Linked DNA regions of Homo sapiens: all the other regions are linked to region 2. Evidence: chromatin loops called from intact Hi-C (ENCODE). Cell type or tissue: PC-9. All regions are shown on one strand. Each heading gives the region's core, and the rest is flanking DNA. Links, peaks and the distances in the headings are about the cores only. Region 1 overlaps ZSWIM2 (zinc finger SWIM-type containing 2). Region 2 holds the start of FAM171B (family with sequence similarity 171 member B). Region 3 has its middle 77 kb from the start of ZSWIM2.

Evidence for each region. A loop is a pair of places that touch in the nucleus more often than their neighbours do. Peaks named below come from ENCODE experiments on the same cell type or tissue, not always from the same donor. Only the 100,000 strongest peaks of a DNase experiment are listed, where the experiment ranks them.
Region 1: it touches region 2 in a loop (2.4-fold over the local background); 7 of 110 quality-filtered maps call a loop at or near these places.
Region 3: it touches region 2 in a loop (5-fold over the local background); 5 of 110 quality-filtered maps call a loop at or near these places.

The regions. Positions count from the first base shown.
Region 1 is chr2:186,837,932-186,848,188 of GRCh38, forward strand. ZSWIM2 (zinc finger SWIM-type containing 2) reads right to left here. Exons shown (of 9, transcript NM_182521.3): 2 at 9,788-9,864; 3 at 6,786-6,826; 4 at 1,028-1,238. Among named protein-coding and RNA genes, the nearest start is that of ZSWIM2, 6.1 kb to the right of the region's middle. In PC-9, for the core only: no CTCF peak of the experiment used is centred there; no DNase peak of the experiment used is centred there.
Region 2 is chr2:186,688,222-186,698,478 of GRCh38, forward strand. FAM171B (family with sequence similarity 171 member B) reads left to right here and starts at 5,839. Exons shown (of 8, transcript NM_177454.4): 1 at 5,839-6,190. The coding sequence starts at 5,953. RefSeq lists a silencer at 5,643-6,002. In PC-9, for the core only: no CTCF peak of the experiment used is centred there; a DNase peak (open chromatin) is centred at 5,800; H3K4me3 peaks cover 1,356 bases.
Region 3 is chr2:186,767,318-186,777,574 of GRCh38, forward strand. No RefSeq gene overlaps it. Among named protein-coding and RNA genes, the nearest start is that of ZSWIM2, 77 kb to the right of the region's middle. In PC-9, for the core only: no CTCF peak of the experiment used is centred there; DNase peaks (open chromatin) are centred at 4,264 and 4,754; H3K4me3 peaks cover 1,070 bases; H3K27ac peaks cover 2,999 bases.

The DNA.
Region 1 (10,257 bases), core at 4,706-9,705, 150 kb after region 2:
TGCCACCATACTTTTCCAGAAGTCACACAATACATGGTAGTACCAAAGAAATATCTGCTGAGAGAAATACCATTTTGGAAAGTAGTTAATAATTTTACAATATGCAATAGAAGCAGACACATGAACAACTACAGTGTGGACAAAAGTTTTGTTAAATTATCAGAAGAAAAAAGAATGATCAGGAGAAAAAAATTGCAATGGAAAATGACTGTCCAAATTTTTCAAGTCCAACTTTATAGTGCTGTGAAGAAAAGTATGAACATTAGACTCTCAATAAAGATTTAAAGTATAATAAAAAAATTAAAAATAAAATAAAATAAAAGTAGACAGCTGATCTGAGGTCTAACAAAACAAGAATTGGTTATGTAGACAGAATGAAAGGGATGAAAGAAATATTATTGTTGGCATTAATGAGTAAAAAAAAAAAAAGATTTGTACATATGTGAAAATTGAATTATTTAGGTTTAAAGATAGAATTTTGAAAAACTAAAAATAATTTTTGTAATTTCAAAGTAAAATAATCTTTACTTTCAGAAAAGTCTTTATAACTATAATAAACCATCACATTTATTCATGTGTATAAAATAAAAACACAGAAATTACTCTACCCTTGTTACTTAAGGTGGGAAGAGGAATAATTGTGGAATTATGTTTCAGTTTTTACCCTTGTAGTGTAGCTCAGAAAGATTTAGAGTAAGAGCATATATTTAGCTCAAAACATATATATACACACACATATATATGTTGCTTCCTAACATATATGTTATATATAATATATATATTTCTATGATATATATTTATATATTATAGATATTATATTTATATTGTAATATATTATAATATATTTATATTATATATATTATATATATGTGTGTGTGTTAGGAAATAAAAGAATGTTAATTAAGTATAAATTAGCAGTAGGTAAAGTTGTCTATTTTTTCCCTATCATGTCTCCTAAGGTAATAAATCAGAAATATGTTTTAGAATTTTTAATTAGTTTTAAGAATCTAAAGAAAAAGTACATCACCTGCAAAAGGTGACAGGAAGCTTTTTCTCTAAAAGTAGCTCTTGACAAATAGAGCAGATATCCTCTGAATCAATTTCCTTCTGTTTAATGTACCCATCTTCTTCAACATGTTCATTTTCGTCATTTGTTCCTGGTTGGGGAGTTTGAACTCGATGTATCCCCCGAAGCAAGTCACTTATCTCTCTTTCTCCAAGACCCAGTTGTAAAGCAGCTAGTGAGAAATCCCAAAGTATTAAAATCCAGTCATAAAATTGGAGCTACAGAGAGGTAACAACTTATGCTGAAAGTTAGAATTTTCTTTCAAATATCAGAGAGACAGTTTTGATTGAATTATCACACTGACATTGACCCCTTCTTTACATTTTTTTCAGAGCCAAAATGTCAGAAAAGAGTCATTTAAAAAAATATAAAAATTATTATTTTTTCTTGTAACTGAAAAAGAGTCAATGCAAACAGTGCACTTGAATATGATAGTGTTCATCCTTGGATTGGTGTTACAATCATGTCTTATACTTCGACCTGTTCACTAGTCCATAAACAAATATTTTGTCAACATATAAGAATATTAAAATAAATGGGACATGAATACATGAGGAGGAAACTGATATCCGAGTAGCTACTGTAATTATTTGTTAGATGAATAAGTGAATTAAATAATAATGGAAGAGCAAGACTTAATTAATTGTGCCTATTTTCTGTTTCTGTTTTGTGTACCTACAAAAGCGTGTCTCATTAGTCTTATCCTCAACAGATTTGGTCAGTGTTTCTCAGGACAATCTATTAGTTACTATATTGCTTGCACCATTGGGATGTGCATTTTTTGAATTCTGTATTTTCTCTATCCTGCAATCCTTAAAGGAATGATGTTCTAAGTGCCTATAGTATTGATCAGGGAATCCTAGATTCTTCATTCCTTGGCCCATCCCTTTGCTGCTTCCCCCTTCCATCTCCTACTCCTGAACATGTCATAATTTAAATGCTAGTTGTTATCGGTCCCCTGCCTTCTATTGATTTTATGTATCTTTTTAATATATATGAATTAAAAATTATTTCCAAGATAATGAAATGCTCTGTTTTTCTGGAAAGACCCCCCCCAACTAAACACTAAAATACTGAAAACATCACAGTTACATTTCAATACAGAAATCGCAGTTCCCTGTCAGATGTTATGGCAAGTGGACTGTGGGAGGGCATCATACATTAATTAACCATTACTTTGCGGAAGAAGGGCTATTTGTCACAAAGACACAGCAACATCTGCTCTCTAAAAAAGGAGAGAAAAATAAAGAACAAAATATTGTGCTTTGGGGAATAAAGATGCACTGGGGCAGCAGAAATACTGAAGAATAAAATTTCATAAAAGAAGCTGGCCACAAACTGTTCTGTGTGGTAAAATGTGAATTGGAAAATAAAAGGAAGAAACAAACTCTTCTAAAATGAATTCGGAAAAATTAATGTATAAGACTATGCAGGAATATTTTGAAAGAGAAGAGCAAGACAGCTAACCGGGACTGACATCACAATGTGTTGTACAAGTAATAAATGTAATAATATATGAGATGCTCTAAATAATAAACATTGTTAAACAAAGAGGAAAAGAAGGATTATCCAATAACTGTTAACTGAGATAACTGGGTGGCAATATGGAGAAAATTAACTCAAACCAAATACCAACCTCCAACTTATACCAAAACAACTACACACTGGTGCTATTATATAATAAAGAACAAAAATAATAAAATGAGCAGAAAAAACTCCAAAGGACTATTGATACTATGGAAGAAAGACAATTTTTAAAGGGTTGAAACAATAAACATGAAAAGAACAGATGATCCAATTTAATAACACAAAAACTCCTATATGTAACAAAATTTAATAAAGCCATAGAGAAAAAACTTATAGCAGATTAGAAAAACATTTGAAAAAAGTAATGCTTATAATAATTAAGAAATGTTTGCAGTTTTATCCTAATAAATAGCCAAAATACAATTCACATAAAACACAAATAGTAAACAAGGCAGTGGAAGATGTTCAATTTTATTTGCATCAAAGGCAAATGAGTTAAAATAAGAATAAAGCACAGACACTAAAACTGACTGAATAAACACTAATAAACGTTACTATTTGTTTGCCTTATGTTATTTCTTTTGTATTTAAAAAAGTTATTTGAAGGCATTTTAGATCTTCCATAAAGGAATGTTAAATAAATATACCAGAGAATAGAAACTATTTTCTTATTTAACTTACCAGGCATTGATAGATTACTTTGAACCTTGTATCTGGTATTTTTCCTGCTTTGTGTGGCTTTCTTTCCAAAATTATAGAAATATTACTAACATGGCAAAATATTTCTATGTGTCTTTATTTTCATATTTCTTAAATATGCTGTTAATATCTTTGTATGCTTAAGTACTATAGTTAAAATGTGCCAAAAACATGAATCCAAAAAACAAATAAAACTTAAAGAAATTGACATATTTCTGAAATCACTGTAAATCAGCAAAAGTATTCTGAAAACATATTTGGCAATACATGGGGGGGAGACATAAAAATATTAACACTTCTACTCCAAAACACAGTAAGACTTTAGGCTAAGGAAATATTTGAAAAGAACAAAAAGCTTCACGTACAAAGAATATAACAAGCAGTTAGAAATAAATGCCTAATAGTGGAAGAATGTTAAATTGCTTATAATATACCATATTTAGTGAAATATTAGCTAGCCTTTAATGACTTTCATTACAGAGATTATATAGCATGAAAATATAAGGTAACAGTGTGATAAAAGCAGAACACAGAATTCTGACAGGCTATTAGGCTGTTTTATGATATATATAAAATCATAAAAGGGAAAATAGAAAATAAAAAGTTTACATCTTTCTGGTGAGAATTTAGAAAAATTTCCTTTAATGAGGTTTTAATTTTATTCATAATTATTTAATTCCAAAAAGAAGATAGTATTCACTAGTTATTGTATTTAAAAGGAACTATCAGGTGGTAAATCTAGCTTTTTTTGGGAAAATGTTTGTGAATAAAAGAATGTTCAGTGTTCAAAAATTAACATTTTTCATAATAATATTCCCATATAATCATTTTTGTCGGTCTTTGAAAAGAGAGTCTCAGGTTTCTTATATGCAACACTGGAATGTAGATAATTGCTTCCAGATTCCTTTTAGAAAAGAATCTCTGAATGATGTTCAAAACATTCCTCTTCCATTACAAGTAACATTCCCTCCACACTTATTTAAACGCTATACATAATCCTAATGAGTAATTATTTATAGTTTTCTTTATTTTTCATGTATGTTTATTCTAGCTTTAATTTAAATGATAAATTTAAGATCGCTAAGACTTTCTTTGAATATTATTAGTCTCTAGTATTACATTGTACACATGGGATTTTCTCAATGCCTACTAATTAAAATTTCTTTTAAATACAAGACACAAAAAATCTTTATTTCAGAAGGAAATATAAACTCTCAAATTATAAAGGATTAATTTTAAACATTAAAAAATTCCCTACTGTAGACTGAATGGTTGCTGTCTTCGATAAGTGCAAAGAATAATAATACAATGTAATATATTAAATTGATCAATACAAAATTGCTGTGTTTGCAGATAAAAGACATTCATATACTAGCAATACATACGATTCAATTTATAAAAAGCACCTAGCAGAGCTCCTAGCTAATATGTGGTACAATAAATATTTGTTGAATTTAATTGGGTAGAACTGCACTGTTGAATATGGTAGCCATTAGCCACAGGTAGCTATTGTGTACTTGAAATTTGACGAGTGTGACTGACAAAACAAATTTTAAATTTTGTTAAATTAAAAATTTAGTTTTTAACTTAAAGCTGATAATCTATAGTTACAGAAAAATGTATAAGTATGTAACAATTTGGATATGTGAATCTATTTTTCAGCTACAAATTTTGAGGAAGTCTATATACAGATCAAATATTTCCATTGAAAATATAGTGTCAGAGTTGAGATCTACTGTAAGTATAACAAACATGCTAGATTTTGAAGACAGTATAAAAAAAGTAAAATAGTTCATAACTTTTATATTGATTACACGTTGACACAATAATATTTTGATGTACTGGCTTAAGTTAAAATACATATTAAAGTTACTTCCCTGTTTCTTTTTACTTCTTATAATATGGCTACTAGAAAATTACATATGTATGTTATATTTCCATTGGACAGCCTCAGTATTGAAGCTTGTGAAAATGATATGGAAGAATAGTGTAGAGAATAAGACTTTGGAGAGAGGGTCAACATTTAACTTCAGTGAATACAATGGAGAAGTCAAAAAGAAAACAATATGTATAAAACCATACAACCTAGTCATCACGCATGAAGGGACTGAGAGAGAGGCTTAAGAAGAGGCTGACATTTTAGAAAGAATCTGCCTATCTAGAAGGTGAAAGACAAAGTGCAAAGTTCAGGCATTGGAAACAAGGAGGCTACACAGAATGGTACTAAGGGCTGAGGAAAGTGGAACAAAGGTAAGAATGAGTATGGAGAAATAGAAACACTTGAGAAATATGTAGGATGTAAAACAAGCAGGATTTGTGGTATGGGTAGATACATGGCAGAAGAGGACGAGAGAGAAAAAAATCAGAGAGAATATCAAGGTTTACAGCTTTGAAGAGAAAATAAAAAGGAAAGCCAGTATGTGAGGTAGGGAATCTAAGAGGGGAGCACAGATGGAGAAATCAGTATTTAAGATGCCCATGGGACCTCCAAATTGAGCTTCCCAGAAAGCAACTGGAAATACTGGTCTGCTGCTAAGATTGGGAATCACTGATACAGAGTTAACAGTTGGAGACATGGAAAATGGGAGACATTTCTAAAAAAATATGTAGAGTGAAAAAAGAGAAAATCCCTGTGAAACACTAATGGTAATTAATTATCTGGTATAATTTTTAAAATATGTTTACTGTGATTGTAATTGTATAATAGCTAGGGGGAAATAAACTTGCCTAAATAAAACCAATTCTTTTTGAATAGAAAAAATTTAAAACTAATTATCACTTTAATTATTCATGAATATCAGAAACATTTATTAATACTTTTAAAAATGCAGTTGTTAGATGGGTCTAGTATTGGTCAAACAATTCCTTAACTGCAGTTAACCCTTTGACAATGACAGTATCTTTATTATAAGATGTACAAATTTAAGTGACCTGTATTGCAATTATTTTTCTTTCTCTCTTATTTTTGAGAACTCTGGAATTTAAACTTATATAAATATATAACTGACTCCAAACTCAATTTAAGTACTCACTTAAAAACTACATTTTACTCTGCTTTTGTTTAGCAAAACAATTTCATTCAGCAAACATTTTTGAATAAAATAATGTGCCATGCCAACAGTCTATTTCTGGGATCTAAAAAAATCACATTTGCTATTTTTCTCACAATTAAAATAATTTTAGACACAGAAACCACTGTAACCTTTTCTTAGAATACATAAATGTTTTCCTACTTAATAACTGGCCATTGTTTCATACCTGTTTTTATTAAGTGCCTATGAGTTTGAAAATGACATATAAAGTTACATTTTTTTAAAGATGAAAAATGTTCCAAGTGTCTTAAGTTTAAGAAGCTGAGCTACTGATAGTTACGATTCCCTAGAAAAGTAACCATCTAAATTTAGAAAATGTTAAATAAAACATTCTTATATTTGTTAACTTCAAAGTAGTAAAATAAAAAAAAAACACAAAAAACCCAAACCCCAAAACTTACATTCATGGTTCCTTGGAAGCTTGAATTTTTTCAACAAGACCCTAACATTCACAAGTAGAAAAAAAATCAAGACATTTATTTTTGGCATAAACTCAAAAGACATTTAAAAATATTTAGAATAGAAATTGAATTATAAGATTTATATTATGGAAAGTGTTATGAATAAACTTAAAAATCATCAATTTTCTGTTATAATAGTTGTTAAACTTATGTTTTAAAATAAGCATATGTGAAAAAAGTATGATTAATGAAAACAAATGACATTTGGTGTGAAGAGATTTGTCAGAGAGAGTCCATGTATTTCTTACGACATACAGTTATTCAAAGGGAAAGGATAATGAGGGGATTTAGGTTTTTATGGTACTGCCTTTAAACTTCTCTGGAAAGGCAGTAATTTTCTGGATAGTGTACCAAATGGCTGTTTTCCTACATATACCTCTCTAACGCATGATATAAAAAAATTTTTTTTAAATTTTACCAATAAAATGGAATGCGACTTTTTAAAAAATGTGGGAAATGCCTATTAAATTATTATTCAAAGATACTAAATATACTTTAGTATATGAAGCACTTTGATTATATTTCCATTTACTTAATGGTTACAATATTGTACAACATGAGTTATATAATAATCAAAAGAGAATACCCTTCCCCTGACATAAAATGAAAATGGAAAAAAAACTATTTTAAATATAATCATAATACCAAATTGTAAGTTGTGAAAGGACCATATTTTATCTTTATGTCAACTAGAGTAAATAACTTGTGTTACTAGATGCTTAATAAAAAGTGATCGAAATAAAAGAGCAGAAAACTTAGTAAAAACATTAGAAATAATTATATAACTTTTTTACTTCTAAAGAAAAGCACTAGAAATGGGAAAGTAAGTCATAATCTTTTCTTAATTTCTTATTTTTTCATGTTAACTATCAAATAAATTAAAATAATATTAATAATTTGTTAGTATGAGTATAGGTAGGCAAAACAAAATGAGTTGATTTGTATTTAAGCTTAAGGAACTTTTTTTTCATTTCTAAAGGTCAATTACCCTACAAATAGATTCTCACACTAGAGGAAAAATTTCAGATTTAATAGACATAATCTTCAATAGAGTTCTACTTCTATCTTGAAAGATTTATAGTTAAAGTCAACAAAATTATACACTGGGGAAATAACATCCTATTCAATAAATAGTGCTGGGAAAATTGCAGCCATATGCAGAAGAATAAAAGTGGACTCATAACTTTCACCATATACAAAAATTAACTCAAGATGGATTAAAGACCTAAATGTGAGACCTTAAACTACAAAAACTCTTGAAGAAAAACTAGGAAACTCTTCTGGACATTGGCCTGGGCAAAGAATTTATGATCAAGTCTTCATAAGAAAATGCAACAAAAAGAAAAATAGTTTAATAGACTTAATTAAACTATAAAGCTTCTGCACAGCAAATGAAACAATCAACAGAGTGAACAGACAACCTAAAGAATGTTAAGAAATATTTGCAAACTACGTATTTGACAAAGAGCTAACATCCTGAATCTATAAGGAACTGAAACAACTCAACAGGAAAAAACCTAATAACCTCATTAAAAAGTGGGCAAAGGACATGAACAGACATTTTTCAAAATAAGATATACAAGTGGCCAACAAACATAATAAAATGCTCAACATCACTAATCATCAGAGAAGTGGAAATTATAACCACAATGAGATATCATCTTATACATGTCATAATGACTATTATTAAAAGGTCAAAAAACAACAAATGTCGATAAGGACCTGGAGAAAGGGGAATGCTTATATACTATTGCTAGGAATGTAAATTAGTTCAACCTTTATGAAAAACAGTACGGCGATTTCTCAAAAAACTAAAAATAGAACTACCATGACCCAGCAATCCTATTCCTGGGTATATGGCTACTGGGCAAGAAATCATTATATCAAAAGATAGCTGAACTCATATGTTTATCACAGCACTATTCACAACAGCAAAGATACGGAATCAACCTAAGTATCCATAATGGTGGGCATAAAAATATACCACATTAATAAAATGTGTGTATAAACATATATATATACACACACACACACATATATATATATATATAATGTAATAGAACTCAGCCATAAAAATTAATGAACTCATGTCTTTTGTAGCAGCATGGATGGAACTGGAGGCCAATATCCTAAGTTAAATAATTCGGAAATAGAAAGTCAAATACTGCATGTTCTCAGTTGTAAGTGAAAGCTAAACAATGGGTCACATGGACATATAGAGTGAAATAAGACATCAGAGACTACAAAAACTGGGAGGGTGGGAAGGGAGTAAGGCTGAAAAATCACTTATTGGGTACAATGTTCACTATTGGGGTGATTAGTACACTATAAGTCCAGACTTCACCACTATGCAATATATGCATGTAAGAAACCTGAACTTTTTATAAAAAATAAATAACCTGAACTATTTATAAAAATACATGAAAATTTAAAGTGATTCATAGTCAAATGTTAACTGAAAAGGAAAATATTTTGAAACTTGACTGCCATAGGCCAATACGGAAAAGGTGAACACTTTCAACCTATGTATACATGTAGAAAATGGAACATTTGATATTCAAGAAAACGTGATTTTGGAAACACAATTTGTGGAAGCACAGCAATATCTCAAATGAACCATATAATTATCAGCAGTGATGGGATCAGGATTTTTCCCCCGTTTTATAGTTAGATTTCACATTTGTACATGAGAATCTAAAATTGATTTTTTCTATTTAAAAGCATTAACATTATAAAATGGTTCTCAATTTAAATGTTATTCAATTTTCAGAATAAAATGAAATACTGAAAAATTTATTGGTAAGCTATGACCATTTTAACTTTATATTCCCCAAACACCAAATTTCTTTAATTTTGTTGTTATTGAAACCATGACAAAGGCAAAATATTTAACACACCAAGATGTTCCTTCATGGAAGATCTTCATTTGAAAAGTCACTTACCAGCAGATATGCTTACAAAGTTCCCCTCCTTTCGGAAATGTGGAACAGTTACAAACGTGAGGATTTCCTAGAAAAACCTTTAAAGGAAAAATGCATACTTAAAAAGACCAGTAAAATTTGAGAGTTAGAGCAAAACTGAGTTAATAAAAGAGATTTGAAGAGGTAATTTAGTTTAGGTGATTCAAAAAGGTTGAATAGATTCTACTGGAGAATCTTAATTCTTGATACTAGTCTCTAGGCTTCATTATTTATCTTTGTTAGCAAATTAACAAATTAGGATGGTTTTAAAGTGACCTGCCCTTAGGCAGGTGAAAATAAATCTAATTCCCAAAGTCAGAGAAGAAAAAAAGCAAATATCAACCCATAAATTCCTCACAGTAAGGAAATTCTACTTTGGGGTGGAGCTAAGCACCTTTTGTAAGGTAGCTCATTTTGGATTTTTGTTTGGTGCATTTGAGTCGGTGAATTTA
Region 2 (10,257 bases), core at 3,163-8,162:
TTGTATCTCATTGTGATTGATTTGCATTTTACTAATGACTGTTGATGTTCAGCATCTTTTCATGTGCTTATTGGCCATTTTTATATCTTCTTTGAAAAAAATGACTATTCAAGTCCTTTGCCCATTTTAAATATTGTTGTGTTGTCTGTCATTTTGCTTTAAGTTGTAAGAGTTCTTTTTATATTCTGTAGGTTGTCTTTTCACTTTCACGATAGTGTCCTTTGATGCATAAATGTTTTAATTTTGATAAAATTCAATATATATATATATTTCTTTCTTTTGTTGCTTGCCCTTTGGTGTCATATCTAAGAAATTATTGCTGAATCCAACATCACGAAAATGTATCCCTATACTTCTTTTAAGAGTTCTATAATGTTAGTTCTTATATTTATGTCCTTGATCCAATTTTAGTTAATTTTTGTAAATGATGTGAAGTAAGGGTCTAACTTCATTCTGTTGCATGCAGCTATGGAGTTGCCCAACATGAACATTCCCAGCTGAGGTCAAATGAGAAGATGCTCTTCCTTCTTGTTCAGCTCTTAAAATGGAAATGTGTCCTTTCTGTGGTCTATTTAGCACCATATTTTTCACAGTTGTGTGCTTTTTTCCTGGTGATTTTGTTGTTTAAAATGGCTCTCCAGTATAATACTGGAGTGCTGTCTAGCACTTCTTAGTACCAGAAGGCTGTGATGAGCCTTGGAGGCAAAATACAAGTGTTAGGTAAGCTTTGTTTAGACATGAGTTACAGTGCTATTGTCTGTGATTTCAATGTTGTTGAACCAATAATATATAAAATAAACATGGTGTCTTTAAACAGAAACACACATAAAACAAGTTTTATATTGATCTGTTGACAAAAATCTTGTGATGAGAGGTTCACAGGAACCTAACTTGTATTTCCTCTAGGAGGAATGGTTCAGTATTTGCTAATTCAACGTTTACGGTTACTTAATGGAACATTCACTACCGAGAAAAATGAGAAGTGATTGCATATAACATGCATTTTGTTTTGTTTTTAATTTTTTTCTTTTTATCTTCAGATGAGCATCATGATCTAGAAATTTTATATACATATAAGATACATATAAACAAAACAGAACAATCATATACAAGTTTAACAAAATAAATAACAGTTAACATTTACCGAAGACTTCCTCTGGGCTGAAATTCAAAGTATTTCACATGTTATTTTATTTTGTTAGCTCCTTTAGGTTCTACTATTTCTCCCCCTATACAGTTGAGGAAACTGAGGCCTAGAATCTCATGTAAATTACATCACTCGTGAGGGGTTGATACCAGAGCAGTCTGATACCATGGTCCTCCACCCTTAAGCAACAGTTCTGCCTCTTAAAATTGTTTTATTGATTTAATCAGCCAAGTAATCAATCAAACAAGCAATGCCAGGTATCATGGTAGGAGCTGCTGACACAGCTGTGAGCATAATGGTCCTGGCTCTTGTGGGGCTAGTAAGTGAGGATACAGAAAAGTAAATGCCCATTTTAAATAATAAGATCAAAACAGGAAATATGGGTTGCCACGCAAGCTCATAACAGAGGCACCTAATCAAACTAAGGGTGTTAGGGAATGAATCCTGGAGGAAGTAATATCTAACCTGAACTCTTCGGGCTCTAGGGGAACTTGCCAGTTAAACGGGTAAAGGAGTAGACTTCTAGGCAGGGAAAATCACATATTTAAAGGTCTAGGGGCAACTCAAATCTAGTTCAAAGGAATAGAAGAAACTCCCGTGTGTGTGTGTGTGTGTGTGTGTGTGTGTGTGTGTGTATGCAGGAAAATTTTTAAAATGAACCTGAACCTAGGTAGTCAGGGGACATATTGCAAACGGCTTTGTAAATCATGTTAGGAATTTTGGATTTGTGCTAAGAGTAATGAGGAGGTACCAGTAGGTTTTAAGTGGGGAAGAATTATATGTGTATAGTATTGTGCTTTGCTTTCTGATGGCTCTTGGGGCATTTTTCTAAAAATGATGAATTTCTAACCTTAACGATTACATTGTGTTTAGCATAAACTTTATCATGGACTATGTACCTGAAAATAACTTGCTGGATTAACTGGCATTTTTCATTCCTTTGTAAAACACACAGACAAACATTTAGGGCAAATGTAGTTATCAGCTTACATCTTCCTGAATGTCTGCCTATGTTTACTCCTGTCATTTGGTTGTGCCTGTGCCAAAAGTCAGTTATATTTTTCACAAACTTTTTCTTTTTTGCCAGTTATATGTGTGATAAGGAATATATACAATATGGATTTGAGATAAGTAAATTTTTCCTATTAAAACTAAGTTTAGGCCAGGTGTGGTGGCTCACGCCTGTAATCCCAGCATTTTCGGAGGCTGAGGCGGGCGATCACCTGAGGTCAGGAGTTCAAGACCAGTCTGGCCAACATGGCGAAACCCTGTCTCTACTAAAAATACAAAAATTAGCCAGGCGTGGTGGCATGCACCAGTAATCCCAGCTACTCAGGAGGCTGAGGCAGGAGAATCGCTTGAACCCAGGAGGTGGAGGTTGCAGTGAGCCAAGATTTTTCCATTGCACTCTAGCCTGGAAGACAAGAGCGAGACTCTGTTTCAAAAAATAAAATAAAATAAAATATAAGTTTAATACTAAGTATATGAGAAAATTCTACAAGCTTGGGAAAAAAATTGAACATAGAATGACTTGGCACTCTAATTGTGTGGCAAGGGTCTTTGAGAACTTCCACTTAAACTAAACCTGCAAATCATAGTGGTATATCATAACTGTGGTTTATGACTTCAAACTCTAGGATGTGGTTGAAATTCTTGGCCCTACATCAAAAGATTTGTGAACAAATATATATTTATTTATTCTAGGGTAAAATATGTGGCTTAAGATATATTTAGGATGTATTGACTTTGGTCTTTTGATGAACTTTTTTCATTTGCCAAGTACTATCCCCAATTGAATCGGATAATATGGCTTTTTTATATTGCACAGAAATTAAGCATGAACTACACGAATAATGAAGCACTTAAAAACTATTTAAATACTCTTGATTGACAACACTTACCTCTTAAAACAGTCCATAGTATTGAAAGATTTGAGGTCCACCCTCTACCAGGGTCCATGACCCAGTGGCTTTGCCTCCAGAAGGTCTGCTTCTACTATATTAAAAATAACTTGGCTACCCCAAGGCAGGATGACAGAAATCCTGGCTGCATTCCTTTCCTTCTGATCCACCAGTCAGGTTTTTGGAGCCATTTCCATTTTCTCCTTTCTTCTCTCCAGGAGCAGAGGTAACTTGGAAGAGATTGCCATAAAAACAGCTTGATGAAACTAATGGAAACTTGCTGCCTTCAGCTCTGGAGCCCCCTCCCCCAATGGCTCCTGCCTCACACAGACCAGGGAAAGAAAGTCCTGATGGAAGAATGATGTTTAGTGTGAGGGGCCTCACTTTAGTATCTATTTTCCCCAAAATTATGTGGTCCACATACCTTATTTTTGTTTTAAAATCACTAAAAAAGCAATACAAACTCATAGCAGAAGTCTCAAACGGTGCAGAAAGGTAAAGTCACACACTGTAAATGTAGCCTCTGGCAAGACATGGAGCCTCTCTGATCTCCAGTGTTTCCATTTGCTAAATAGGATAATGAGAGCTAATTTGTAGAGATGCTCTGAAGATATAATGAGATAATAGATGCAAAATACCTACTGTTATTTTATTTATGGTTATTGTGTCAGTCCATTTGCATTGCAGTAAACTTCGGGTGACATAAAGAAAAGCGGTTTACTTTAGGTCAGTTCTGCTGGCTGTACAACGCAAGTGTGGTGCTGGCATCTGCTCTGGTGAGACCTTAGAAAGCTTACAATCATGGTGGATGGTGAAAGGGAGACAGCGTGTCACATGACAGGAGAGGGAGCAAGCGAGAGAGAGAAGGGAGTTGCCACACTTTTAAACAACCAGATCTCTTGTGAGCTCAGAGCAAGAATTCAGTCATTACCATGAAGAGGGCACCAAGCCATTCATGAGGGATTCTCCTCTATGAACCAAAGACCTTCCACTAGGCCCCACCTCCAACATTGGAGGTCACATTTCAATATGAGATTTGGAAAGGACAAAACATCTAAACCATTAGTTATATATACACTATTTTCATTTGCTTAACCAAAAAATACTTTTCCAGTACTGAGAAGTTTGTTGTTTTCCAGCATATTGAAAACACTGGGAGGGACAAGGTAAGAATGATAAGGGTGGAAAAGGACAATGAACTACAATGGTAAATGGGGTGATGTCACAGCAGGTGACATTTATATTGCACTATGAGATGTCCCACAGTTACTCCAAATACAAAGAGACCACAACTGAACAAGGCAGGGCTCATTACTCTAGGCCAGTTAATGTTGATAAGGTCATAAGCAGCCACCTAAGATCTCAATTTGTCAATTTAGGTGTCACACTAGGCATATCTCCTCCTCTTCCAATTAACCGTATCTGTTTATTGTAGTCTTATATACTGTGTCTCCTACTCTTTTCTTCTCCTTTTCAGTTTCAATGACCTTTGGCATCTCCTATGGGTTTTGGCAAACACCTCTAAACTGGCATCTTCTCTTCCAATTTATCCCCCTTTAATCCATCTGCCATACTGAGAGCAAAGTGATCCTCCTAAAATGCACAACTGGTAGCAAGTTTCTTCCCTGATTAATTTCTTTCATTATCATCTACTGTGTGAATTTCAATTTCTGTATACAGCATCTAAGTTTATTACAGAAGTTAACAAATGTGAAGTACTTGAGCACACAGTAAGTACTATAGAAATGCTTGTTATTATTATTTTTTTAATGACCTGGTCTCCACTCTCCTTTTCAATCTAAAACACTGTCATTCCTCCATTAGAATAATTGCTCACACTTTTGCAAGCCCACTGTGCTTACACACATCTGGGCTTCACACACACACACACACACACACACACACACACACACACACTCTTCCACGTTCCTGATTTCTCCTGTGTGGAAGTCTTACTCTTTTTTATATTCTACCTCTCCTGGTGTTTCATAGCCCCTACATACACAAGATATTTTCTTCCAATTCTGAGACCTCTGGACTTGTATTGCTTTTCTGTTTGTAGCCACCACATTGGGTTCTAATTTGTTCCTGTGTTCCTCTCCCCTAATAGATGTTGAGCTCCTGGAATGCAGGGATTGTATTTTACTTATTCCAAGCACCTGAAGAAATGCTGGCACATGGTAAGCAACTAGTATTTAGTAAGATTTTTTTGAACAAATGAAAAGGATAGGCTAGAATTAGATAAAATGTAATTAAGAATATTTAATGATATGGAAAGAAATTCCCACTAGGGCAGAGAAAAGAAGTTTAGTCAAAATCTGGCGCGCTGCAGTTTAACTTCTAGCTAAGCAATGATGGCGGTGATGCAGCAAAGCCTATTTGTTTGAGATCCTGGCTTTTTGATCCGTTGGTGCCACCCACGCTATGTGCTGGATGGGGGTAATCAATATACCACCTTCTCTGCTACTTTGGGCTCAGGTGGAAGGAATTTTATTCCACTCTCTGCAAATCTTCCCGGTGCCTCAGTGGGAAGTGGACGCTGTGAGGGTCTACCAGCTCCCAGAAGGCCTCCCCTTTCTGTTTCCCCTAGGGCCCTCCACCCGGGCTGCAGCCCCAGCATCGCGTCCTCTCGGAGCAGCCTGGCCCCAGGTGGCTGCGGGGCGCGGGACCGCGGGCCCCGGCTCGCCCCTCCCCGCGCGTCACATGCGCGAGGATGCGAACTCCCCTTCCCTCCTCCTCCGCCCCCTCCGCCTCCCGGGCCTCTTCCTCCTGCCGGTGAGGGAGTGCTTGGCAGATTGCGCGAGGGGGAGCGAGCGAGCGGGCGCTGCCAGGAGCCCGCAGCCCTGGCGCCCGCCGCCGCCCGGAGCCCCGCAATATGCCGCCGCGGCCCTCTGGCTCTAGGCCATGGCGAGGCTCTGCCGGCGTGTCCCCTGCACCCTGCTTCTCGGCCTGGCCGTGGTGCTGCTGAAAGCGCGGCTGGTCCCCGCGGCCGCCAGAGCGGAACTCAGCCGCTCCGACCTCAGCCTCATCCAACAGCAGCAGCAGCAGCAGCAACAACAACAACAACAGCAAAAGCAGCTGGAGGAGGCTGAGGAGGAGAGGACAGAGGTGCCTGGGGCAACCTCCACCTTGACGGTTCCAGGTAGGTCCTGGCTGCCCAGCCCGGTCTTTCAGTCTCGGCCGGCGATCTCTTAGGGCCTCGCCGGCTTCCTCGCCCCTTCCCTATCCATTCCTATCCTCGTTCGTTCCTGTCACCATCCCTCCCGATCTCTCTCCCCAGACTGGCTGCCCAGCCTTTGGTCCCTTGATCTGGTGTCGGGAATCTGCCCTCCGGGTAATGAGCTTTCTGAGCAGCTCAGAGCACTGCGGTGGGTTGGAGAGGGGTCGGGAAGGCTGGGGGTGGGTGACTGCCTGGATTGATCTTTTTCTTTTCCCTCCCTTCTTCCTGAATTCTACCCTCTGCCCTGGGAATGACTGTAACACACACACACACACACACACACACACACACACACACACACACACCGTTCTTAAATCCCTTAAACATTTTGTTCTCTATCCTTTTCTCTCCTAGAGACTGAGAAATCTTGCCATGGACACCCACACACCCCTTTTCACCATTTCTCCATGCCTGCTATATTTAAATTTAGCCATGAAGAGAGAAATCTTTATATATTTTATTATTTATTTCTCTTTCTCTTTACCCCAGGAAGGGTTTAAGGGTTCATCTTATTGCAAAGAACTCTTTTAGTACAATAAGATGAAGCAAAACAAAACAGGAGTTTGTAATTGAAGGAAAGGGAAAAGGAGAGGGGGACACATAAGGTGAAGTCTGGAGTGGTGTTAGAACAGCAAAAGCCTATCCCTAGAGAGAGAAATCTCCTTACTTGTTAGTAGAACTTAAATGAGGCAGATTCTTGACACTGTTCAGTGAAGGTGTAGAAATACGGCTGTAGTATAGGTGGCTGTAACAGTTCCGCAGTTCCTCCCTCTTTCCCCCCATTAAAGCTCCATCGGTAAGCAAATAGCTAGATTATCCATGTATATTGCATCTCCCTACCCCGCAACCCACTTCGCTTCATGGCTGTAGATTCTTGTCTGCTATTTGGAAAGAAAAAAAGCCTCCAATTTTCTGGCACGAGGGCTTAGGTTTTGTGAAACCAAAGTGAATTTTATTATGACGTTTGTTTTTGTTTTAAAATCCTGCCTGGTAACACTATATGAGTGCTGAAAATGAGATTTGAAAGAGTGGAATCAGCATCACATTTTGTATTGCTTGCTCATCGTCAAAAAGCAGTACACAGGCATGCCAGCTGCGATTCATGACACAGCCAGGATGATTTAATTTATCAGAGTGCTCTGAGCATAGGATGAAATCACCAAAGTGTGCAGGAAAGCATGTGTTTCTGACACCCTCTTAAACCAATTAATAACACTCAAGTGTGGCTAAAAGTCTTGAAAGGTATACAGTGTATGGTGGTTTTCCTACCCAGCTTTTAATAACTGAAAGTGATAATATGGTTTGGGTGAGGCTGCTGTTAGACATACTGTTCGCTAAAGTTAAGGAAATTGGATATATCAGATTGATTGGCCTCATTAATAGAGATATTTCATAAATTCACTATGAAGCCGAAGTCTGGGAGAGTGTTGGTGGGTTTTATGGTTTGCAGTATATTTTTATTTCAATGGACCTTTCAGGAATATTAAATGAATTTTGACTACTGTAATATATATATATATGTTGTGATTAGGGTTATGAACTACTGCAATAATATGAAACCTGAATCCAGCATGCAAATTAAAATGTTTGCTTTCTGATATTTGTGAGGGAATATTCTGAAAAAGCTGATTGTCTGGGAAATTAGCAGTTTTTGTTTTATTTACCTATTAGATTGAGATAAAGGAACCACACTCTTCGATAGATCAAACTAGAACCTGAGAAGTAACCTATGATGATTCTTCTTCCTCAAAAACTCTAATTACCCAAGCCAGTGGCAAACAAGGGAGTAATTCAATTGATTGCTGTTTTAGTTATTGGAATATTGAGTCTTATAATGCAACACAGCTTATAGACAAATGAAGTTAAAATATTCCTTTGAATGCATTGTGATCTCTCCATTGAACTGGTCTTCCTGTTTCAACCTTTGTTTCCCTACTGTCTGTTCTCCTCACACAGCTAGCGATCTTTAAAAAAAAAAAAAACATTAAATAGGATCATTTCTGCCCACACTCCTCCAATGGCTTCCCGTCTCTCTCATACTAGATGCCCAGATCGTGAAAATGGCCTACCAAGGTCTAGATCCTTTGTATCCTCCTTTTCCTCCCGTCTCCTTTAGCCCTTACCCTAACTCTCTCCACTGTAGCCACACTAGCTCTATTTTCTTTAGCTTGCAAGTGGACCCAAGTGTTTGGCCTTTGCACTTGCCATTTTCTCTGCCTGGAATTCTGGAACTTCACATTTTTCAGGTTTGCTCAAGTGTCTCAGTAACTGACAGACCTTTTCCTGACCAGGTGTTTAAAATAGTAATCTGCACATCCTTTTTGCTCTTACCCAGATTCATTCTCCTCCATGGTACTCATTATTCTCAGCTGTTCTAATAAGCCTGTTTTTCCCTTGATAGAACATAAGCTCTGTGAAAACATGGACTTTGTTTTGTTCACTGCTATATTTCTAGTATCTCGAAGAGCACCTGGTTGGTACCCATAGACATTCAACCATTTGTTGAATGGATGGACGGATGGATGGATGGATGGATGGATGGATGGATGGATGAATGAATGAATGAATTCACTTTCTCAGCATTTGTTCGTCTTCATTGGATAAATTCTCCATTGGAGTTTAGCAGGGGATTTATAAAGATAAACGTTATGTAGGAAAGTTTGTAAGTAGAAGTTATAAAGTATGTAAATTTTGGATCTTTAATTTTAGTTAATTTCAGTGTTTATCTTATGCTGACTACAGAAAACTGATTGATACCTATACTTGGGCCTACTTATTGGGTTTTGTGAAGAATTTGGGGTTTTTTTTGAGACAGGGTTGAGTGCAGTGGCGTGATCATGGCTCAAGTCAGTCTCAACCTCCTGGGCACAGCCTCCTGAATAGCTGAACTACAGATGCGTGCCGCTGGGCCCAGCTAATTTTTAATTTTTTTCTTTTTGTAGAGATAGGGTCCTGCTTTGTTGCTCAGGCTAGCCTCAAACTCTGGAACTCTGGGCTCAAGCAATCCTCCCATCTCAGCCTCCCAAAATGTTGGTTTACAAGCATGAACCATAATTCTTTACCTGAGTATACTTAATCTTCTTATGACCTAGGAGGATTTTAACATATATACCTTTAAATAGCTGTGATTGAGCTTGCATTCATTCTTTACCGCTGTATGATGCTTCTGATTCTTTGGACATGCCACATGAAAAACTGTAGGACTTTTCTCAGGCAAAATTTAGAAAACAAATATGACACATTCAATGACTGATATATGACTAAGCCTTATCAGTCCATAGTAGAGAAACTCACCATTGCCTTTGCTTAGTATTCTCTGGATTTTATTATTCTAAAAATTTATGTCTCTTTGTATTGCTGAGAAACAAGAAAGCAAGATTAAAAAAAAACTTGAATGTGAACATTTTTTAAAAATCAGGATTTAAAAAAGTACATTTCCATTTTCTCATTAACTTATAAAAACTCCATCTTCAGAGAGCAGTGAAAATAAAGACTAAGGTTGGTATCCATCAAATCAATTGTTTTCTCCAGTGTATACAACAGCTCTTATTTCTCCATCTGTACCAGTATTTGTTAGAAATATTTGAGGGTCCTGAGAAGAATTAATCTGGGAGCTAGTGGTAGTTGGGACAACCATATTATATTAATTCTGATGGCCCATTAGATGGGAGGCATGCTGGGGTTGGGGGAGAGAGGAGCTGGAGAAAAATAATGAGCTCCATTTAAAATTCTCCATGTGAAGCAGAGACACAGGGGATCTCCAGGGATCATAGAAATGTCTTTTCAGTACAGAGAAAGCTTCTTGAGAGGTATATTTTCATGGTGTGAAAATTTTTGATTGCATATTTCAGTGATATCTATTTTTAAACTTTTTATTTCGCAAGATGTTAAATATATAGAAAGTAAACAGGATAGTGTAATAAAAGCCTATACCTGTCACCTAGCTTTAACAATGGTCAAAATTCTGCCATTGTTTTTTCACCCATACT
Region 3 (10,257 bases), core at 2,189-7,188, 78 kb after region 2:
AAGTCAACCATAATTTGCCATATTAAATGCTGAAAGCTAATAATCTCAATGACAAATGATGGAAAAACATTTTCATCAAGTATATAATGGTACGTGCCTTAGAAAAAAATAACTATTTTCTTTCCAAAATAGCTAAGCTTAAAGATTACATTTTAAAACTACCTGTGATGTTTGTTAAAATATTGCAATAACACGTTCCTGCACTTTGTTAGCTATAGTAGATGAATAGCTTCCTATTTCTTTTGGGAAAGTTTACATGATGATGTAAACCCACAGATTATTTTTAAAAAAGAAAGTTCACATCTTTAGAAGCATATGCTATTTTATCCCCCTAGGTAACAAAACCTTTCTTAGTTGAAACCTATTATTTCCTGGTTTTCAAGCCTACCTCTGCTATGGTTCTGAATGGTATTCCACAGTCTTGCAAGAGTACCAGATTTTCCCCATGGATTGATTTTTTTTCTGTTCTTCAGGTTGACTGGGGGTTTCATAATTCATATGTTGACTAGTTCTAATCCTTGTAGACCTTATTAAAACACTAGACTAACTGCAGACAGTCTGATTCAAAACAAATAAGACAATTACATTCCCAAGAGTCTCTGGACTTATTACACTTGAACAGCTTAGTTAGAAACTTTTTCTAAATGGGGGCTATCCGGAAAGGGTAATAGTGGCTATTAAGCAATGTAGAGTAAATATCTCAGAATTTTTATTTTACATATTTCCATATTTCAATCCAATAATGTAGATTCTTTTGTTTTTCATAGAAAAATACTTTAAAAAATTCAGCTTAAAAAATTAGCTTATCAGTATCCAAAATTTTATAATAAAGACTATTTCAAAACCCTGATTTCTGATTTAGATAATTTCTGAAAGGTTTGTGTCCATAAAATACAAAAAAGGATAATTATTAACATACTTTTGCAGATATTTTCTCATTGTTACTTTTAAAAATTTAGTATTTCTGATTTTTAAAAGAGTTGCTTGTCATTATTCCATGTATTATTTAACAAAACACTATTGATGTGAATATTGACCATTGAAGAGGTTGTTAATGACAAGTAGATGAGATCTATAATTAAGGAGTTTACCAATTATTTCTAAGGAGTGCTTATACTTATAAAAGGAAGGGAAAAATTATTTCTCTGAATAAGTTTTTTTCCTTAATGTTTAAATAAAATGACAAGAAAAGAATCTTGAAAGTGAATTTCATGCTAACAATCTTTAACACATACCTGTTTTCTGAAACTCTGGTTTCTCAAAAAGTAATGCTTGCCACTGTTCTATTATTTTCTTTTTTCACAATGAGACATAAGAGCAAGCTGTAATGAATCAGTGATAAGAGAATTGTACTTACTCTTCTTGAAATTGGGACCTGTCTTTCCTGCCTTTTTTTTTTTTAAGTGAAGATGAGATTTGATACTATTAAAATTAGCCTTAGTAAGAAATTAATCTGAATCAGGAAATTTTGAAAATTCCATCTGCCCCAAGATGAGCTCATTTCACTTCTAAAGAAAATACTGCCTGATTGCATGTACAAAATTGTTATGTTGATATCTTATGTTTGTCTTCTTAGACCATAAGATCCTTATGGACAGAAACCATGCTTTACAATTCCTCCAATTCTTAACAGTACAGTATGTATTCAATAAATATTGATTAATGGAGTTATGAATTAGATGAATGATAATGGATTTTGTTCAATGGAATAATTGGAAATGTTTTGAGAAGAGGAGAGAGTGACATCAGCAAGATGGTAAAATAGGAGCTCCCCTGCTTGTATCCTCTCAAGCAACAAAGGCAAAAGTGGCTTTGTGGGAGCTCTGGAATTCAGATAGGAGTTTGTGAAAACCTCCTGGAGCTCAAGACCTAGTAAGGCCATTCTAGAGGGTAGAACTATGCCCATGTAGAAAGCTCACAGGCTATGGTCCCAGTTCCAGACCTGGAAATGGCCCTGTCATCCTGAGGACTCAGTTGCAGCCATGTTTGGCCTTGATCCTGCTACCACAATCACCCACCAAGGAACCCAGGTAGAGTCACACCATTTATGCCTTCAGTGACAGGCCTGCTGACTTTGTTTCTTCCTGTGGACCCTGAAATGGCTAAGAGACTTGTCTTCAGCTCTGTCAGCTGCAGACTGCAAGCAGTCCTGCCCCATGAGGTCCCCAGGGGGAGACATACTTGTCTCTCAGTTCCTAGAGGCAGGCCTGTCAACCTTAGTCTCAGCTGTGGAACCTGAAGCAGCCCTGCAACTGTTTAAGTCCCTCACATCTGTGGGCTGGGGACAACACTGCCTGTCCAGAGAACTACTCAGTGACCCAGGGGGAGCCTTCCCAGAAACCCACATGAAGCCACACCAGTCTGTGCAGCTGGTGATAGGCTAGTTGTCTGAGCGAACTTGAAGACAGGTAAGTTGAAATTACCCAATTATAGAAAGAAAAAGAATGAAGGAAGCATAAGGGACTTATGGGACACCATCAAATACAAATATATTATTAATTATGGGAGTTTCTGAAACAAGAGAGAGAGAGAAAGCTAAAGAAAGCTTATTTCAAGAAATAGTAGCTGAAAATTTCTCAAATATTGAGAGGATCCAGATTCATGGAGCTCAGAAAACCCTAAGCAAGACTGACCCTGTATTAGGCTGTTCATACATTGCTATAAATACTTGAGACTGTGTAATTTATAAAGAAGAGACTTAATTGGCCAATGGTTCTGCAGGCTTTACAGGAAGCATGGCGCTGGCATCTGCTCAGCTTCCAGTGAAGCTCCTCAAGGAACTTTCAATCACGCCAGAAGGTGAAGGGGGAACAGGCCTGTCACATGGTGAAAGTAGGAGAAAGAAAGAAAGAGAGAGAAAATGGAGGCGATGCGGGGAGGGTGCGGGCGTGGGTGCCATATACTTTTAAGTGACCAGACCTTGTGAGAACACACTCACTCTCATAAAAACAGCACCAAGCCACAAGGGATTCACCTCCATGATCCAAACACCTCCCACCAGGCTAAGAATTACAATTCGACATGAGATTTAGGCAGGGACAAATATCCAAACTCTATCAGACCCAAAGAAGAATATTCTGAGACATATTATGATCAAATTGTCAAAAATCAAAGATAGAATCTTGACAGCACCAAGAGAAAAGTGCCTTATTACACACAAGGGAACCTTCATAAGACTATCAGCAGACTTTTCAACAAAACCCTTGCAAGCCAGGAGGAAGTAAGATAACATATTCAAAGTGCAAAACAAAAAAAACAAACTGTCAATAAGTAATACTATAACTGGCAAAGCTGTCCTTCACATATGAAGGACAGAGAGACATTCCCTGACAAAGAAAACCTGAGAGACATCATCACCAGTAGACCTGCCTTACAAGAAATAATGAAGTTCTTAGAGTTGAAACAAAAGGATGCTAAATAGCAACATGAAAACATATGAAAGTACAAATGTTTCTCAACTTATAATGGGGAAACATCCTGATAAACCCATCATAAAGTCACAAAATTATAAGTCAAACCAATGTAAGTTGGGGACCATCTGTACAAAATTCACTGGTAAAGGTAAATATTTAGTGAAATCCAGTATACTCTAATACTGTAATAATGGTGTGTAAATGACTTTTAATTCTAGTACAAAAGTTAAAAGACCAAAGTATTAAAAATAACTGTAACTACAATTTGCTGATAAATAAACAAAATAGAAAGATGTAAAATATAACATCAATAGCCTAAAATGTGGTGAGGAGCGAAATAGAAGTGTGGGTTTTGTATGCTATTGAACTTAAGCTTTTAGTTCAAAATAGAATGTTATAACAATAAGATGTTTCGTAAAAGTCCTGTGGTGAACACAAAGAAAAAATAAACCTCTAGTGAATACACAAAGATAACAACAAAAAAAAACCAAAGCATGCACTTCAAAAATCTAACAAATTACAAAGGAGGAAGAAAAGAATGGTATAATGGAAAAAAGGAATGATGAAACAATTAGTAAACAACAAAATGGCAAAAGTTCTTACATATTGATTATTACTTTACATGCAAATGAATATATTTTCCAATCAAAAGACACAGTGTTTAAATGGATTAAAAAATATGATCTCAGTTGGAAAAAAAATGGCAGATAGGAGACAGGACTAACTTCAGCTCCCACTCAGAGCAGTGTGTGGAGGCTCACACTGTGAACTTTTGCTCCAAGGATTAGTGCAGTAACATACCAAGAAAGCCAGAGACTCCACAAGCCCTTTGAAGGAAGCGGCTTGCTGTTGCAGGTTCTGTGAGACAGCCAAAAGAATGTGAGTATTCAAAGTGTAAAAGAGGGAACATCCACCCCCAAACACACATCCTCACTGGGAAACCTAAAGGTTCAGATCACAGGAGAAGAATTTGACCTTACCTGGCGCTGAGACAAATTTAGAGAGCTGAGAAAAATATGGGGGTAGAAGAAGCACAGGGAAGAGTCCTGTGGGCACTCTCAGTCCCCAGGGAAGCCATTTCTGACTTTATTTCATAGGGGTCCTTGGGGAGGGCTGGCAGTGGAACTGGGGAAAGATGAAAGATTCAGGAAACATTCAGCTGAACTTTGTAACAATTTCAACTCAAGGTGAAGGTTCCTGGACAGAAACTGGGGGAGGGAGTGACCTGGAGTACAAATATGAACACAGAAGCTGCAGAAGGTAGGGAGGCATGAAACCTGAAAGCCCTGTTTACTTTCTCAGCAGGGAGGCTTGTAGCCTGGGGCAAGTTCTCAGCCCTGCTCACTGGCTGCCTGGAAATAAACTCAGTGTGGTTAGGGGGACACAGTGGGAGTGAGACTAGCCTTTCCAGCTGCATGGGAGCTGTGTGAGTCCTGTCACTGCTGGCTTTCCTGCACTTCTCTGGTGACCTGTATGATATGACAGAGGCAGCCATAATCTCCCTGGGAATGTAACTTCATCAGCCTGAGAACCACACTCCAATCCTCCACAACAGCCTAAGCATGCCCTGCCCAAGGAGAGTCTGAGCTCAGACACACCAGACCCTGCTCCCACCTGATGGTCTTTCTCTACCCGCTCTGGTAGCTGAAGACAAAGGACATAATTTCTTGGAAGCTCTGTGGCCCCACCCACCACCTGAGACACCCAAATACTTACCCAGGTGACCTTAGGGCAAGCTTGTATACTCCCTGTAATACTGCAGCTGATACTCTCTTGAAAGCACCACCTCCTTGCTGGAGGCCAACCAACACAAAACCAGTGCACTAAGCAAAAATACAACCAAGGACTCTCACAGAGTCCACTTCACTCCCCTGCTACATGCGCTGGAACAGGTTCTGGTATCCACGACTGAGAGACCTGAAGATGGATCACATCACATGACTCTTTGCAGACACTCCACAGAACCAGCCCAGAGCCCACTAGCTCTGCTGTGTGGCTGGATCCAGAAGAGAAACAACAATCACTATAGTTGAGCTCTCAGAAACCCCCATCCCCAGGGGAATGGGGAGAGTACCACATCCCCATAAGACAAAAGAATTCAAACAGCAGCTCTTGAGCACCGTATCTTCCTTCTGACATAGTCTACCCAAATGAGAAGAAACCAGAAAAACAATTCTGGTAATATGAAAAAACAAGGTTATTTAACACCCCCAAAAGATCACAATAACTCAGTAGCAATGGATCCAAACTGAAAAGAAATCTCTGAATTGCTAGAAGAATTCAGAAGGTTGATTTTTAAGCTACTCAAGAAGGCACCAGAGAAAGGTGAATACAAACTTAAAGAAATTTTAAAAATGTCACAGGATATGAATAGAAAAATAGATAAACAGCATAAATAAAAAATAATCACAACTTCTGGAAATGAAGGACATACTTAGAGAAATGCAAAATCCACTGGAAAGTCTCAGCAATAGAATTGAACAAGCAGAAAAAAGAACATCAGAGCTTGAAGACAAGGCTTTTGAATTAACCCAACCCAATAAAGACAAAGAAAAAAATTAAAACGGAGCAAAACCTTCAGGAAGTTTGGGATTATGTTAAAAGACCAAACCTAAGAATAATTGGTGTTCTTGAGGAGGAGAAATCTAAACATATTTGAGGGAATAATCATTCCACTATGGAAAACAGTGTGGAGATTGCTTAAAGAACTAAAAGTAGAACTACCATTTGATCCAGCAATCCCACTCCTGGGTGTCTACCCAGAGGAAAAGAAGGTATTATACAAAACATATACTTGCATATGCATGTGTATAGCAGCACAATTCACAATTGCAAAAATATGAAACTAGCCTAAATGCTCATCAATGAGTGGATAAATTGTGGTGTATATATGCATTAGTCCCTTTTCACGCTGCTGATAAAAACACACTGAGACTGGACGATTCACAAAAGAAAGAGATTTAATGGACTTACAGTTCCACATGGCTGGGGAGGCCTCACAATCATGGTGGAAGGCAAAGAGGAGCAAGTCATATCTTACATGGATGGCAGCAGGCAAAGAAAGAGAGCTTGTGCAGGAAACCTCTCATTTTTTAAAATCATCAGATCTTGTGAAACTTATTCACTATCACAAGAATGGCATGGGAAAACCTGCTCTCCATGATTCAATTACCTTCCACCGGGTCCCTCCCACAACACGTGGGAATTCAAGATAAGATTTGGGTGGAGACACAGCCAAATCATATCAATATATACCATGGAATGCTACTCAGCCATAAAAAGGAATGAAATAATGGCATTTGCAGAAATCTAGATGGAACTGGAGACCATTATTCTAAGTGAAGCAACTCAGGAATGGAAAAGGAAACATTTTATGTTCTCAATCATAAGTGGGAACTAAGCTATGAGGATGCAAAGGTGTGGAAATGGGACTTTCGGGACCTAAGGAAAGGATGGGAGCAGGGAGAGGGGTAAAAGACTACACATTGGTACAGTGTACATTGCTTGGATGTTTTGGTTTACCAAAATCTCAGAAATCATCACTGAAGAAGTTATTCATATAACCAAACACCACCTGCTCTCCAAAAACCTATTGAAATAAAAAAATTAATAAGTCAAAAAATATGATCCAATAATATTCTATGTACAAAATACTCACTTTAGGCTTGAGGACACATAGAAAGTACATGAATGAAAAAAGATATTCTATGCAAGTTATAACCAAAGAGAGCAGGGGTGCCTATACTTATAAAAGAAAAAAACAGACTAAGTCAAAAACTGTAAAGCTGTAAAATTCTAGTGTAGTAGTAAATGCCTGCATTAGACAAAAGTGTTAATATATAATAAAGATGTCAATTTATCAAGAGGTTATAACAATTGTAAATATATAGGCACCCACCATCAGATCATCTGAATATAACAGGCAGATATTAACACAAAGGAGAAATACACAGCAATGTAACAGTGGCGGACTTTAATATTCCACTTTCAACAATGGATATATTATCCATACCAAAAAGGAAAAAAGTCAATAAGGATGAAGTGGACTTGAATGATAAACCAAAGGAACCTAGCAGACATATAGAGAGAGCATTCCATCTAACAGCAGCAGAATACATATCCTTCTCAAATACACATGAAACATTCTCCAGGATTGATCATATGTTGTGTCATAAAACAAAACAAATTTAAGAAGATTGAAATCATCTCAAATATCTCTTCTGACCACAATAATATGAAACTAAAAAGCAATGATAGGAAGATTGAAAAATTCATAAATATGTGGAAATTAAGCAATAGGTTTCTGATCAACTAATGGATCAAAAAAGAAATTAAGGCCGGACGCGGTGGCTCATGCCTGTAATCCCAGAACTTTGGGAGGCTGAGGTGGGCAGATCATGAGATCAGGAGATCGAGACCTTCCTGGCTAACATGGGGAAACCCCGTCTCTGCTAAAAATACAAAAAATTAGCTGGACGTGGTGGCAGGCACCTGTAGTCCCAGCTACTCGGGAGGCTGAGGCAGGAGAATGACATTAACCTGGAAGGCGGAGCTTGCAGTGAGCCAAGATTGTGCCACTGCACTCCAGCCTGGGTGACAGAGCGAGACTCCATCTCAAAAAAAAAAAATAAATAAATAAAATAAAAAAGAAATTAAACTAGAAATTAAAAAATATATTAATACAAAAGAAAATGGAAACAAAACATATGAAAGCTTGTGGAATGCAGCGAAAGCAGTAAATGCCTACATTATAAAGGAAAAAAATCCAAATATGCAAGCTAACATTACACCAAAAGGGTCTGAAAAAAGAAGAACAAACCAAGAAAAAGTTTGTATAAGGAAGCTAATAAAGATCAGGCCAGGAAAAAATAGAAATTAGGAAAACAATGGAAGAGATTAATAAACCTAAGAGTTGTTATATTTTAAAAGATAAGTTGATATACCTTTCACTAGAAAAAAACAGAAGACTCAAAATCAGAAATAAAAGAGGAGCTATTACAACTAAAGACACAGAAATAAAAAGGTTAATAAAAAGACTATTACCAATTATACACCAACAAATTGGATAACCTAGAAGGAATGGATAAATTTCTAGATACACATAACCTACTAAGACTGAATTATGAAGTAGAAAATCTGAGCAGATCAATAACAAGCAAGGAGATTGAATTAATAATTTTAAAAAAATCACTCACCAAAAAAAGCCCAGGATCCGATGGCTTCACTGCTGAATTCTATGAAACATTTAAAGAAGAACTAATACCAATCCTTCTGAAAGTCCTCCAAAAATCAAAGAAAAAGAAATAACTTTCAAGTGAATTATATGAGGCCCTGATACCAAAGCCAGACAATACCATTACAAGAAAATTACAATCCAATATCTCTGATGCACACAGATGCAAAAATCCTCATCAAAACACTAGTGAACCAAACTTAACAGCACATTAAAATGATTATTCACTGTGATAAAGTGGGATTTATTAATGGGATGTAAGGATGGTTCAATATATGCAAATCAATAAATTGATATGCCACATTAACAGAATATAGGACAAAAATCATATTATCAATGCATCAAGAAAAATTATCTAACAAAATTCAACATCCTTTCATGATAAAAACTACCAATAAATTAGTTACAGAAGGAATGCACCTCAACATCATAAAAGCCGTATGTGACAAGCCCACAGCTTACATCATACTCAATGATGAAAAGTTGAAAGCGTTTCCTTTAAGATCTGGAACAATATTCACTCTCACAACTTCTATTCAAGTAGTACTGGAAGCCCTAACTAGAGCAATTACGCAAGAGAAAAAAAAAAGTATTAAAATCACAAAGGAAGTAAATTGTCTCTGCAGATGACATAATCTTATATATTAAAAGCTTTAAAGGCTTCAAAGAACTTTTAGAACTAATAAATGAATTCAATAAAGTTGCAGGATACAAAATCAATGTACAAAAATGAGTTGCCTTTCTAAACACTAACAATGAATTATCTGAAAAAGAAATCAAGAAAACAATCCCAATTACAGTAGCTACAAAGAAAATAAAATGCTTAGAATTAAATTTAACCAAGGAGGTAAAAGATCTGTACACTGAAAACTATGTAAGATAATGAAAAAAGAAGACACAAATGGAAAGATATCTATGTACAGGGATTCGGAAAATATTGTTATAATGTCTATATCACCCAAAGAAATCTACAAATTCAATACAATCCTTATCAAAATTCCAATAACATTTTTTACCAAAATTTTAAAAATTCTAAAATTTGTAAAGAAGCACAAAAGACCCTGAATAGCCAAAGCAATTCTGAGCAAAAACAAAGCTGAAGCCACATACTACCCAACTTCAAAATATACTGCAAAGCTGTGGTAATCAATAGAGCATGGTGCCAGCATAAATACACAGACAAATGGAAAAAAAATGAAAAGTTCAGAGATAAATCCAATATTTACAGTCAACTGATTTTTTACAAAGGCACCAAGAATAAACAGTGAGGAAAGACAGTTTCTTCAGTAAGTGGTGTTGGGACTACTGGATAGAAACATGCAGAAGAATAAAATTAGATGCTATTTTATATCAGAAAAAATTAACTCAAGATTAATTAAAGACTTAAATGTAAGATCTGCAACTGTAAAATTACTAGAGGAAAATATAGGAGAAAAACTCTATGACATTGGTCTTGGCAATGATTTTTTGGATGACTCCAAAAGCACAGGCATCAATAGCAAAAATAGACAAATGGGATTGCATCAAACTAAAAGGCTTCTAACAGTAAGCAATCAACACAGTAAAGAAATAACTTATGTTAATGGGGAAAATATTTGCAAACCACACATC